Regions from separate parts of the Homo sapiens genome. Here region 2 is linked to region 1. A link is an interaction called in ENCODE POLR2A ChIA-PET data of the cell type or tissue named here. Cell type or tissue: PC-9. All regions are shown on one strand. Links, peaks and the distances in the headings refer to the core of each region. The heading gives the core; the rest is flanking DNA. Region 1 has its middle 97 kb from the start of GPR6. Region 2 overlaps CDC40 (cell division cycle 40).

The links. ChIA-PET counts read pairs that join two places held together with the same protein. Peaks named below come from ENCODE experiments on the same cell type or tissue, not always from the same donor. Only the 100,000 strongest peaks of a DNase experiment are listed, where the experiment ranks them.
Region 2: POLR2A ChIA-PET joins it to region 1 with 9 read pairs; 3 of 35 experiments call an interaction of 5 or more read pairs at or near these places.

What each region holds. Positions count from the first base shown.
Region 1 is chr6:110,072,684-110,078,073 of GRCh38, forward strand. No RefSeq gene overlaps it. Among named protein-coding and RNA genes, the nearest start is that of GPR6, 97 kb to the left of the region's middle. In PC-9, for the core only: no CTCF peak of the experiment used is centred there; a DNase peak (open chromatin) is centred at 2,918.
Region 2 is chr6:110,216,001-110,221,390 of GRCh38, forward strand. CDC40 (cell division cycle 40) reads left to right here. Exons shown (of 15, transcript NM_015891.3): 10 at 1,702-1,803; 11 at 3,364-3,479; 12 at 3,736-3,869. Among named protein-coding and RNA genes, the nearest start is that of CDC40, 38 kb to the left of the region's middle. In PC-9, for the core only: no CTCF peak of the experiment used is centred there; no DNase peak of the experiment used is centred there.

The DNA of each region.
Region 1 (5,390 bases), core at 106-5,105:
AACTGAGAAATAAGGCCACACACCTACAGCCGTCTGATCTTTGACAAAGTTGACAAAAGTAAGCAACAGGGAAAGAACTCCTATTCAATAAATGGTGCTGGGATAGCTGCCTAGCTATACGAAGGATGGCTGGGTTTTACAAGGACCCCTACCTTTCATCATATATAAAAAGTAACTCAGGATGGATTAAGAACCTAAACATAAGACCTGAAACTATATGAATCCTAGAAGAAAACCTAGGAAACAGCATTCTGGACATTAGCCTTGGGAAAGAATTTATGACTAAGTTCTCAAAAGCCACTGCAACAAAAACAAAAACTGATACATGGGACCTAATTAAACTAAAGGGCTTCTGTACAGCAAGACAAACTATCAACAGAGTAAACAGACAATCTACAGAATGGGAGAAAATATTCAAAAACTGCATCTGACAAAGATCTAATATCCAGAATCCATAAGGAACTTAAATCAACAAGCAGGAAAAAAAAAGTAACTCCATTAAAAATCAGCAAAAGACATGAACAGAAACCTCAAAAGATATACTAGTGGTGAACAAACATGAAAACATGCTCCACATCACTAATCACCAGAGAAATACAAGCCAAAACCATGATGAGGTACTATCTCACACGAGTTATCCATGGCTATTATTAAAAAGTCAAAAACCTACAGATGCTGGTGAGACTGCAGAGAAAAGGGATGCTTCTACACTGTAGAGGGGAATGGAAATCAGCCCAGCTACTATGGAAAGCAGTTTGGAAATTTCTCAGATAACTTAAAACAGAACTACCATTTGACCCAGCAATCCCATTAGTGGGTATATAACCAAAAGAAAATAAATCATTCTACCAAAAAGACACATGCACTCATATGTTCATTGCAGGACTATTCTCAATAGCAAAGACATGGAATCAACCTAGTTGCCCATCAGTGGTGAATTGGATAAAGAAAATGTGGTACATACATACCATGGAATACTACACAGCCATAAAAAGGAACAAAATCATGTCCTTTAAGGCAACATGGATGCAGCTGGAGGCCATTATCCTAAGCAAATTAATGCAGAAACAGAAAACCAAATACCACATGTTCTCACTTATGAGATCTAAACAGTGGGTACTCATGGACATAAAGATGGGAACAACAGACACTGGGAACTACTAGAGCAGGGAGGGAGGTGGGCAAGGGTTGAAAAACTACTGGGCACTATGCTTAGGACCTGGGTGATGGGATCAATCATACTTCAAACCTCAGCATCACACAATATACCCAGGTAACACACCTGCACATGTACCCACTGAATCAAAAAGTTGAAATTATTTTAAAAACTAAATAAAATCCATGTTTCTACCAAGAAAATAAATTTTGGAAGTTTATGCATCTCCCACACATTTGATTTATATTTTCATGATTGACTTAAGCTTGACCCTATGTGTCCTTTTTTCAAGAAAAATAAAATTTTATTTGCAATTTGGATTCAGAATTCATTCTGGGTTTCACAAGGATCTCTTTGGTTGTCAATGTCATGTTCAGTGCTTCTCCACAGAACTTTACCCACAAGTCCACTGAAAGATGGTATACAGAAAGCTGAGGCTGAATTGAACTTAAAGTGCCTGCATCTTCTCCACAGGCTAAGCCTTAAAATAGTGTTTGTTCTCCATCACACTATCTACAGATTTTGAATTTAAGATCACTTTCAGATTAGGGCAATGATTCCCAACTCTGGCCAGACAATAGAATCATCTGAGGGACTTTTACAAAATGGTCATAATTTGGGACTCACCTACCACTGAAACCACTGGAAGGTCAAATTCCATTGATGGCATTTGAGTGGGAACATGATATGGAAATATTATGTTTTAGGAATGTTGGTCAGGTTGCTATATCCCTAATTGAGATCTTTTATATATATATATATATATATATATATATATATATATATATTTTATTATACTTTAAGTTCTAGGGTACATGTGCACAACGTGCAGGTTTGTTACATATGTATACATGTGCCATGTTGGTGTGCTGCACCCATTAACTCGTCATTTACATTAGGTATATCTCCTAATGCTACAGTATTTTTTTTGACAGTCAGGTCTGCTGATGCTTAAACCTAGGTTGACAGAGTCCTGAATCATGGGTTCTCCCATGTACCTCATTCTTTCTTCCCATAGTTCCCTGGAGTTTACCTGACTTTCCTTTTTTGAAGTTCTCATTCCACATAGAACAGTTTGTAGAAAAGTATGTGTCCCAATACCATTCCCTGTTTCACTAATCTTGGAGAGAGATTTTATTCACGTGTCATAACACTCAAAAGGCACACAATATAGAGCCAAACACTACTAGCCTGTCTACTTCTCTGTCTTTCGGCCTCAGTTTTCCTCCCTGAAGTCACCACATTTCTAGTTCTTGAGGTGTTCTTGCAGAGCTGGGTTATGCACACACAAGCAAATGTTGCATATATGGATTAACTAAAATGATATCCTTTTAAGCACTGTTCAGTAATTTGCTTTTTCCCTTTTCTCTTCTATCCCTACAACTAAGCATGTAGGCCCTTCTTCTTCATTTAAGTATTTTTTAAGGAGAATGAAAAGGGCAATGACGAGAGTCCAGAAAGAGGATCCAGAACTGTAAAAGTTCTCACAGTGATATTTCTGAGGTCCTTGTACCTGAGAACTTCCTGCTTTTTCCCTTTTTCTCTACCTGAGGGTGTTATTCAATCTTATTTTCCTAACCCCTTTCAACCTTCTGAGTCCCTGACCCTATTCAGCATTTTTCTTCTGTCCTTTATTCATGATACTGACTCTCACTAGGAAGTGGGTCTGAATTTACAGTTAGGATGGAACAGTACTTATGAATAGCAAACCATTCAGGGACTTCCTAACCTCATTTGGAAATTACACATCTCAGAGGAATTTATGGTCACCTTGAGCAACCTCTCAACACAGTAAGTTAAGCAAGGGTCTCAGTTATGATGTTAAGAGTTGGAATTCAAAGAAAGGGGTAAATAGGAAAAACAATGCAAGAGAAATGTGATGCAATTTGATAAATGACTAGGTTCAGGGAATGGAGAGAAAGAAGTGAACTCTCTACGCCTTAGAATCAAGATTTTAAACTCAAGAGACTGAAAGAATGGTGGGATCACTATCAAACAAGACATTCTTTCAAAAGCTGCCTTTTTTTTTTGGTTGAATACTGTACACATCAGATTTTGGAGGCAGACCAAGCATGGGAAAATCTGTGGAGTAGCAGTTTGTCTCCAACCCTTTTCTGTACTTTTTCTGGCCCACCCTTCTCTCTGACTCCATGGGCCATTCTTCCACTGGATTGCCTGTCATCTAACTCTTGCTAAAGTGATGAACAGTATCAGGTGTGGGCTGATAAAGGCAAAAGTTGCATCCTGTCCCAGGGGTAGCTACAATTTAAAAGGAGAAATAAAGAAGACTTAAGACCAAAAAAAAAAAAATGCATCTACAAGAGTGGAATTAATGTGTCCTAGTTAATTTTTTAGACAAGCTGGTAGACCTCAGATCACATGGTGGTTTGTTAATCACAAGGTTAATTCTGTTCTATTGGGACCACTTAATTCCAAAGCTTCTCTTGCCTGAACACAGACTATAGCCTACTGATAGGGTTTTAGGCCTATTATTCTGTGAAGCACAAAGTTACTCTGTAGCCATCCATTCGGTTATTTTAAAATATAACAATAGAGGCTGAATAATATTCTTCTATATTTCCTGATAGTCTTTTTGGTGGAATTTTCTGTGGTCCAAATTGGCCTTCCCTTACTGGGACTATGTAACATTTAATATCTTGTTTAAAAAGAGAGAAAGCTTCATCATTACAACCAAAACTTTAATAAAGACACATGGCTCTTTTAAAAAGAAAACTGCCCACATTCCTAGTAAGTTGAACACAACTGAAACAGCTGATCTGTTATTATGGGCATGTACACTCAGACCAGAGCCAGGAACTCAGTAGTACACACATACAACAGTCACAAATTTAAATCCAGTTGAGTTTACCAGAGGTCCAGCTAACGTAGATATAAACTGCTTAACCTCCTCTAGGCATCTGACCTTGAAAATATTCACACTGAGAAGAAGCAGTATCACACAGTGGTGAAGAGCACAGGCACTGAAGCCAGGCTATTTGGGCTCAGATACTAGCTCTACCACTTACAGCATTCCCCCTTATCCATGGGGGTACGTTCCAAGACCCCCCAGTGGATGCTGTAAACCAGATAGTACTGAACCCTATATATACTATGTTTTATCCTATACAGCCATATCTATGATAAAGTTTATGAATTAGGCACAAAGATTAACAACTACTTGTAAAATAGAATAAAAGTTATGTGAATGTAGTCTCTCTCCCAAAATAAGTTACTGTGCTAACTCTTCTTCTTGTGGTGATGTGAGATGATAAAATGCCTACGTGATGAAATAAAGTGAGGTGAACGACATAGGCATTGTGACATAGTGTGAGGCTACTACTGACCTTCTGCCAACACGTCAGAAGGCTCATCTGCTTCAGGGGATCCTGGATCACTGAGCCATGATGATGTCAGGATTTTGACATCATCATGTCATCACCTGCTTCAGGTGATCCTGGATCATTGAGCCATGATGATCCATGGCTGGATGTCAGGAGCAGCTCATGATATTAATGGCCAGGTAGTGTATCCAGCATGAATACGCTGGATAAAGGGATGATTGATGTGCTGTGTTGGACAAAGAGGGGTGGCACAAGATTGCATCACGCTACTCAGAACAGTGCATAATTTAAAACTCATGAATTGTTTATTTCTGGAATTTTCCATATACCTGTATTATTATTTCTGGACTGCAGGTAACTGAAACCTCAGAAAGCAAAACTGTGGATAAGGGAGGACTACCGTACTACTTAGGTGACCTCGAGACATGTATTTAACCTGCTGTGCTTTGGATTCTGCAAAATGTGGACCACATTAATAACTACTCTGTAGAATGGCTGTGAATATAACATAATACATGGAAAGCACGTAGAATGGAGCATAGAACATCGTGCCATATAAGTGTTAGCTGTGTTCTTACTTAATAATAGAAACATTTTATATTCAGATTTTGTGGGCAATTTTGCAATTAATTTTAGTTTGTTAAAATGTGACCAATGGAAAAAAAGTATTAGCTTTTTTCTTTAATTACTTCTCCCTCTTCTACTGTAAGGTTTCCCTCTGACATCCCAGGGTCTAGTAATGGCATCCACATGTGGCAATAAACTATAGCAGTTAAGCCACAAGCTAAGCGGCTGAGGTATCAAGGGCACTTTGGGGTCATCCTTAAATATCCACTACCTATGAGGGCAACACAAATCTTTTTATTTTTTAATTTTTTTGAGACAGGGTGTGA
Region 2 (5,390 bases), core at 86-5,085, 140 kb after region 1:
AAGAAGGAACATAAGATGATGGTAAGGTTTTAGATACACCAAATTTGAGCTGCCTTTGGGATATTGAGGTAAAAATGTTCAGTAAGCAATTAGATAGCCAGAGGTCGAGCTTTGAAGAGAGACTGGGAATTGACAGCTAAAGCATAAAAAAAGGATGAGATTGAGAGAACTCCTTGAAGAAAGAAAGAAGGCCAAAGGGAGGACAGCTTTGTGACAAACCAGATTTTTGGTAGAGAAAGGTTTATTGTCTTTGTCAGATTTCATGTGAAGGCTAGTTACTCATTCCAAATTTAACTGTACCACGTTGAAACGGTGTGACTCGTAGTGGCTCTGTTTTTAGATTAAAGTGGGAGTCTGTTCAGCAGTGCTTTATGATTTTAAGGCCTCCCTGCACAAATTAATACTGCCTAAGATGTCACCGCAGCCTAAAGGAAGACTTGTGGAAGGCTCTCAGCTGTGTACAGGGGAACAAAATGTCTCCATCAGATAGAGTGGATTTGGTCCGCATCTGTCTCCCCTCTACTGGCAGACCATTTTTCTGTGGAAAACTGAAATTTTCCTCCTGAAGGAGATGATAGAAGCTCTGACTGGGACTCCAGCTGTAGAAAAGGATGCCTAATTACCATGACACGTACCTCCTGATGGGAGTTCACTGGAGGTGATGGTTTAGAGCTGCTGCATGTGGTTAACAATTTGTGCCATGCTCATTTTGCACAATTGTACGTGTCTTGGTCATGGTGGGGTGGCAAAAATAGGAACATTTTTGCTTTTGTTTAGCCACATTTTATTTTTCCCTGTAACTTTTAAAAGAGTTGAGTGAACTGGCAATATTCATTTTTAAGTAAAGTATAATAATCAGCACCTTAAAATTAGTGTATTATCAAAATATCATCTTAAAGCAAAAGAAGGTAGCCTGGGCAACATGGCAAAACCCTGTCTCTACAGAAAATACAGAAATTAGCCAGGCGTTGTGGTGTGCACCTGTAATCCCAGCTACTCGAAAAGCTGAGGTGGGTGGATCGCTTGAGCCAGGAAGGTTGAGCTTACAGTGAGCTGAGATCCAGCCACTGCACTTCAGGCTGGGCAACAGAGCAAGACCCTATCTCAAAATAAAAATAAAAAACCATGCAAGCTAATATAGTTTTCAGAAAGTCTCCTACATTCTGAATCAGTTTCTATGAAATTTGGTAATGTGATCACAGAAATATACAATTATTGAACAAGGGCTACAGTTTCCTGAACTTTAGGTTTGGGGCACTTTGTTTTCACTTGCAGCCTGGTGGACATTCTGAGAGTGAACCTCCAAAATTCCAGCAGCCATTTCTTTCACTGGCAATAATTGGTCTTTTACATTTCCATAAATTCTTGGCTAGCTAGTCATCACTTGTATGTACTGCATATTAAGTAATTGCTATGGCAGACTTAAAAGAAAAGTTAAACCTTTTCCTCTTGGTTCTTAACCAAGATGTTATGCATCAGAATCACCTGAGGAGCTTCTTCAAGGGGAAAAAAACGCCCACATTCTGAAGCCCACACATAACATATTCTAAGTCAGTAAATCAGGCGGTGGCATTCCAGTGATCTTGACTCACAGCTGAGAACCACTGCTTAGTGCTGTTTGTCTTTATGGTGTTAATGTTTTAAGAGAAGAAGATATATGATACTTCACCTCATTGCTGTTTCTGTTGACTCCACCTTTAGGTCACAGTAAGGCTGTTAGGGATATCTGCTTCAATACTGCAGGAACACAGTTCCTCAGTGCAGCCTATGACAGGTATCTTAAGCTCTGGGACACTGAGACAGGTAAGAGTTCACTTATGCTAATACACATTCATCTTACAAGTTATTTATATTTGAAATGGTGTGAGTAGTCTTTTGTGGCAAAATGGCACCTTCTCTAACTGCTGATTCTCATACCATTCACTGTCAGCAAATATCACAAAATACATTTGTAAGTCGAAACTGAGCATGAGTAGCTCTTTCACTGTGAAACTTGTTTCCACCAGATAGATTTTATAAAGCAAACGTACTGACAAATAAGCAAAGTGGAAATCTTGTATAGGCCATCTAATTGATTTTTTTGTTCCCCTACATCACCTAGCACTGTGCATTGCACATAACAGAAGTGCAATAAATGTCTAATGAACAAAATTAAATGTATTTGCGCAAATTGATTAAAATGTAGGTCTCAACTTTCACAGGCCAGTTGGTTTTATATATTCACAGCCATACTAATTGCTGTTTATTAATTGATTCACATTAATATGTTGTGGCTAGTATAATTTTATGTAATTATAAAAATTATCTTACTATCTTATTGTCTTACTGTCATTACCCTTACTGCATCTGAAGGGTAATGATAATAGTTAATGTTTATTAAACATCATTTAACAGGCATAATTGCTAAGCACTGATATTCAGTGTCTCCTTCAATCTTAATTTATCCCTATGAGGTAAGTACTATTATTATATTATAGATAAGGAAACTGAGGCTTAAAGAGCTAACTTTTTCAGGGTCACACAGCTAATAAGTAGCAGACTTGGGTTCAAACGAAGCTCTCTCTGATGCCAAAGCCCATATTCTTCAGCACTTTAGCAGTGGTTCTCAATTCTGGCCACACATTGTAATCATCTGAAGAGCTTTAATATTACTGATGCCTGAGTCCTACCTTCAAAGGTATTTATATAATTGGTATGGCTATAGACTAGATGATTGTACTGTGTAGCCAAGGCTGAGAGACTACTATTTTGCAGATTCTTTTAAAAATCAAGATAAAATACACATACAGTAAAATGTATGAAGTGCCTAAATATTCAGTGATTTTTTTTTTTTTTTTTTTGGTAAACATATCTATGCAGTTGTCTACCACAAAGATCAAGATCTAGAACATTTGCGGCACTCAGTAAAGGTTTCTTATGCCCTTTTCCAGTCTGTGCCCACTGCCAGTAACCATAGTAACCACTTTTGTCATCATTTTCCTCTTCATTTTTCCTCTTCTTAAACTTCTTATAAACGAAATCATACCATTTTTTCTCTTTTGTTTCTAGCTCCAGCATAATATCTGAGATTCCCTCATGGCTTGTACCAGTAGTTTGTTCTTTTTTATTGCTTGCACTATTCCATTATATGAATGAAGTTATAATTTATTTATTCTACAATTGGTAGTACCGATTTACTTTTGAAAAAATTATTTTTAATCATTAAAAATCTGTGAAAAAGAACAAATGTAGTTTACAGTAAAGAGCAAGCAGGCAGCCCTTCCTCAAAATGTATTAAGCAGGTGACCTCTAGATCTTAATCTCACAGTCATCTTTAAGTGGTCAAATTTATTTTACCTATTTAATTTGAGTCTTTGGTTTTAGGACAGTGTATATCAAGATTTACAAACCGAAAAGTACCTTATTGTGTCAAATTCAATCCTGATGAAGATAAGCAAAATCTCTTTGTGGCTGGGATGTCTGATAAGAAGATTGTGCAAGTAAGTCTTTCACAGTATTTTGTTAAGACTCCTAAGCTTTATGTTGTATAAGGGGATGGAATAAGTTAATAAGCTAATATTACTCATTTAATGTTTGCTACTTTTAGGGACGGCTAATGCACCATTCTTAGCAGAAAAATTTACATTTATAAAAATATCGTGTTGAAGATCTTCTCCTTCTCCACTTTCCAGAATTATGGTCTTTCATAAATCCACTCTACTTCTGTCTTTACCTTTTTTCTTGCCTGATACACAGTGGGACATTCGAAGTGGAGAAATTGTGCAGGAATATGATCGGCATTTGGGAGCTGTCAACACCATTGTTTTTGTGGATGAGAATAGGAGATTTGTGAGCACATCTGATGATAAAAGCCTAAGAGTTTGGGAATGGTGAGTTTCCATCAGTAGAAAATCTGATTTACATAAAGCAAGCAGTTAAAAATTATATAGACAAAGATGAAGCCTGATAATATGCAACCATTTGAATATTTTTTGCAACTGTGATCCTGGCTTGCCAATCAAACTGTTTTAACTATTTAAGTACTGACAATATGCAGATTAAATCCAAACATGCTACCATTTATAATCTTTGGATAGTCTTTCCAAAGGATGTGTATCTTGAGTTGTTTTTCTTATACGGATGACAGATTTGTATTTTGCTGTCTTACATTCTTTATTAGGTACCTTATTCATCTCTGTAAAATAACTGGCAAGCAGTAGGGGGACTGAGCATAAGATCATGGCCCTAGAACCACCCAAAGAAAATAGTGGTGTATATCTTAATTTTTTAAATGTCTACTTTTTATGATTTTTCAGTACTGAAAATGCCCCATGTATTAGTCTGTTTTCACACTACTGATAAAGACATACCCAAGACTGGGCAATTTACAAAAGAAAGGTTTAATGAACTTAAGTTCCACATGGCTAGGGAGGCCCCACAATCATTGATGAAGGAGAAAGGCACTTTTTTTTTTTTTTTTTTTTTTTTGAGACGGATTCTTGCTGTGCCACCCAGGCTGCAGTGGCGCAATCTCAGCTCACTGCAAGCTCCGCCTCCCGGGTTCACGCCATTGTCCTGCCTCAGCCTCCCAAGTAGCTGGGACTACAGGCGCCCGCCACCACGCCCGGCTAATTTTTTGTATTTTTTAGTAGAGATGGGGTTTCACTGTGTTAGCCAGGATGGTCTCGATTTCCTGACCTTATGATCCGCCCACCTTGGCCTCCCAAAGTGCTGGGATTACAGGCGTGAGCCACTGCACCCAGCCAGAAAGGCACTTCTTACATGGCGGCAGCAAGAGAGGGAATGAGAGCCAAGTGAAAGGGGTTTCACTTTATAAAACCATCAGATCTCATGTGACTTACTACCACGCAAGAACAGTATGGTAGAAACTGTCCCCGTGATTCAGTTATCTCCCACAGGGTCCCTCCCACAATACATGGGAATTATGGGAGTACAATTCAAGATAAGATTTGGGATGGGACACAGAACCAAACCATATCACCCCATATCATGACTCTGGTACAAATGTTTTACTTATGGAATATAGTCATATTATATTGGTTAATTGTACTTTACTAGGGAAAAAATATTTTTCTAAAGTTAAGCAATATACTAGTTTCATTACATATCATAGTGTGTTCTATAATTTAGTTGCAAAAAAAATGCTTACTAACCTTTTTGTTAAAACGAATGATTGGATGGAAGCCGCCATGTTTTTACAGTCAGTTATGAAGCACAGCTCAACCATGAGTCCTCCTAGCAAAGACTAAAAAGTGTGTCTTTCCATCCCCAGAAGCTTTTCTGCTTTAACAAGTGGAAAGCCTTGAATCACAGCCAGTGGTTTCCTCTTTATACTTAAGTCCCTTTGGGGACCTCAGCAGGTCCCTAACCATTGTCAGGACAATCTGGGT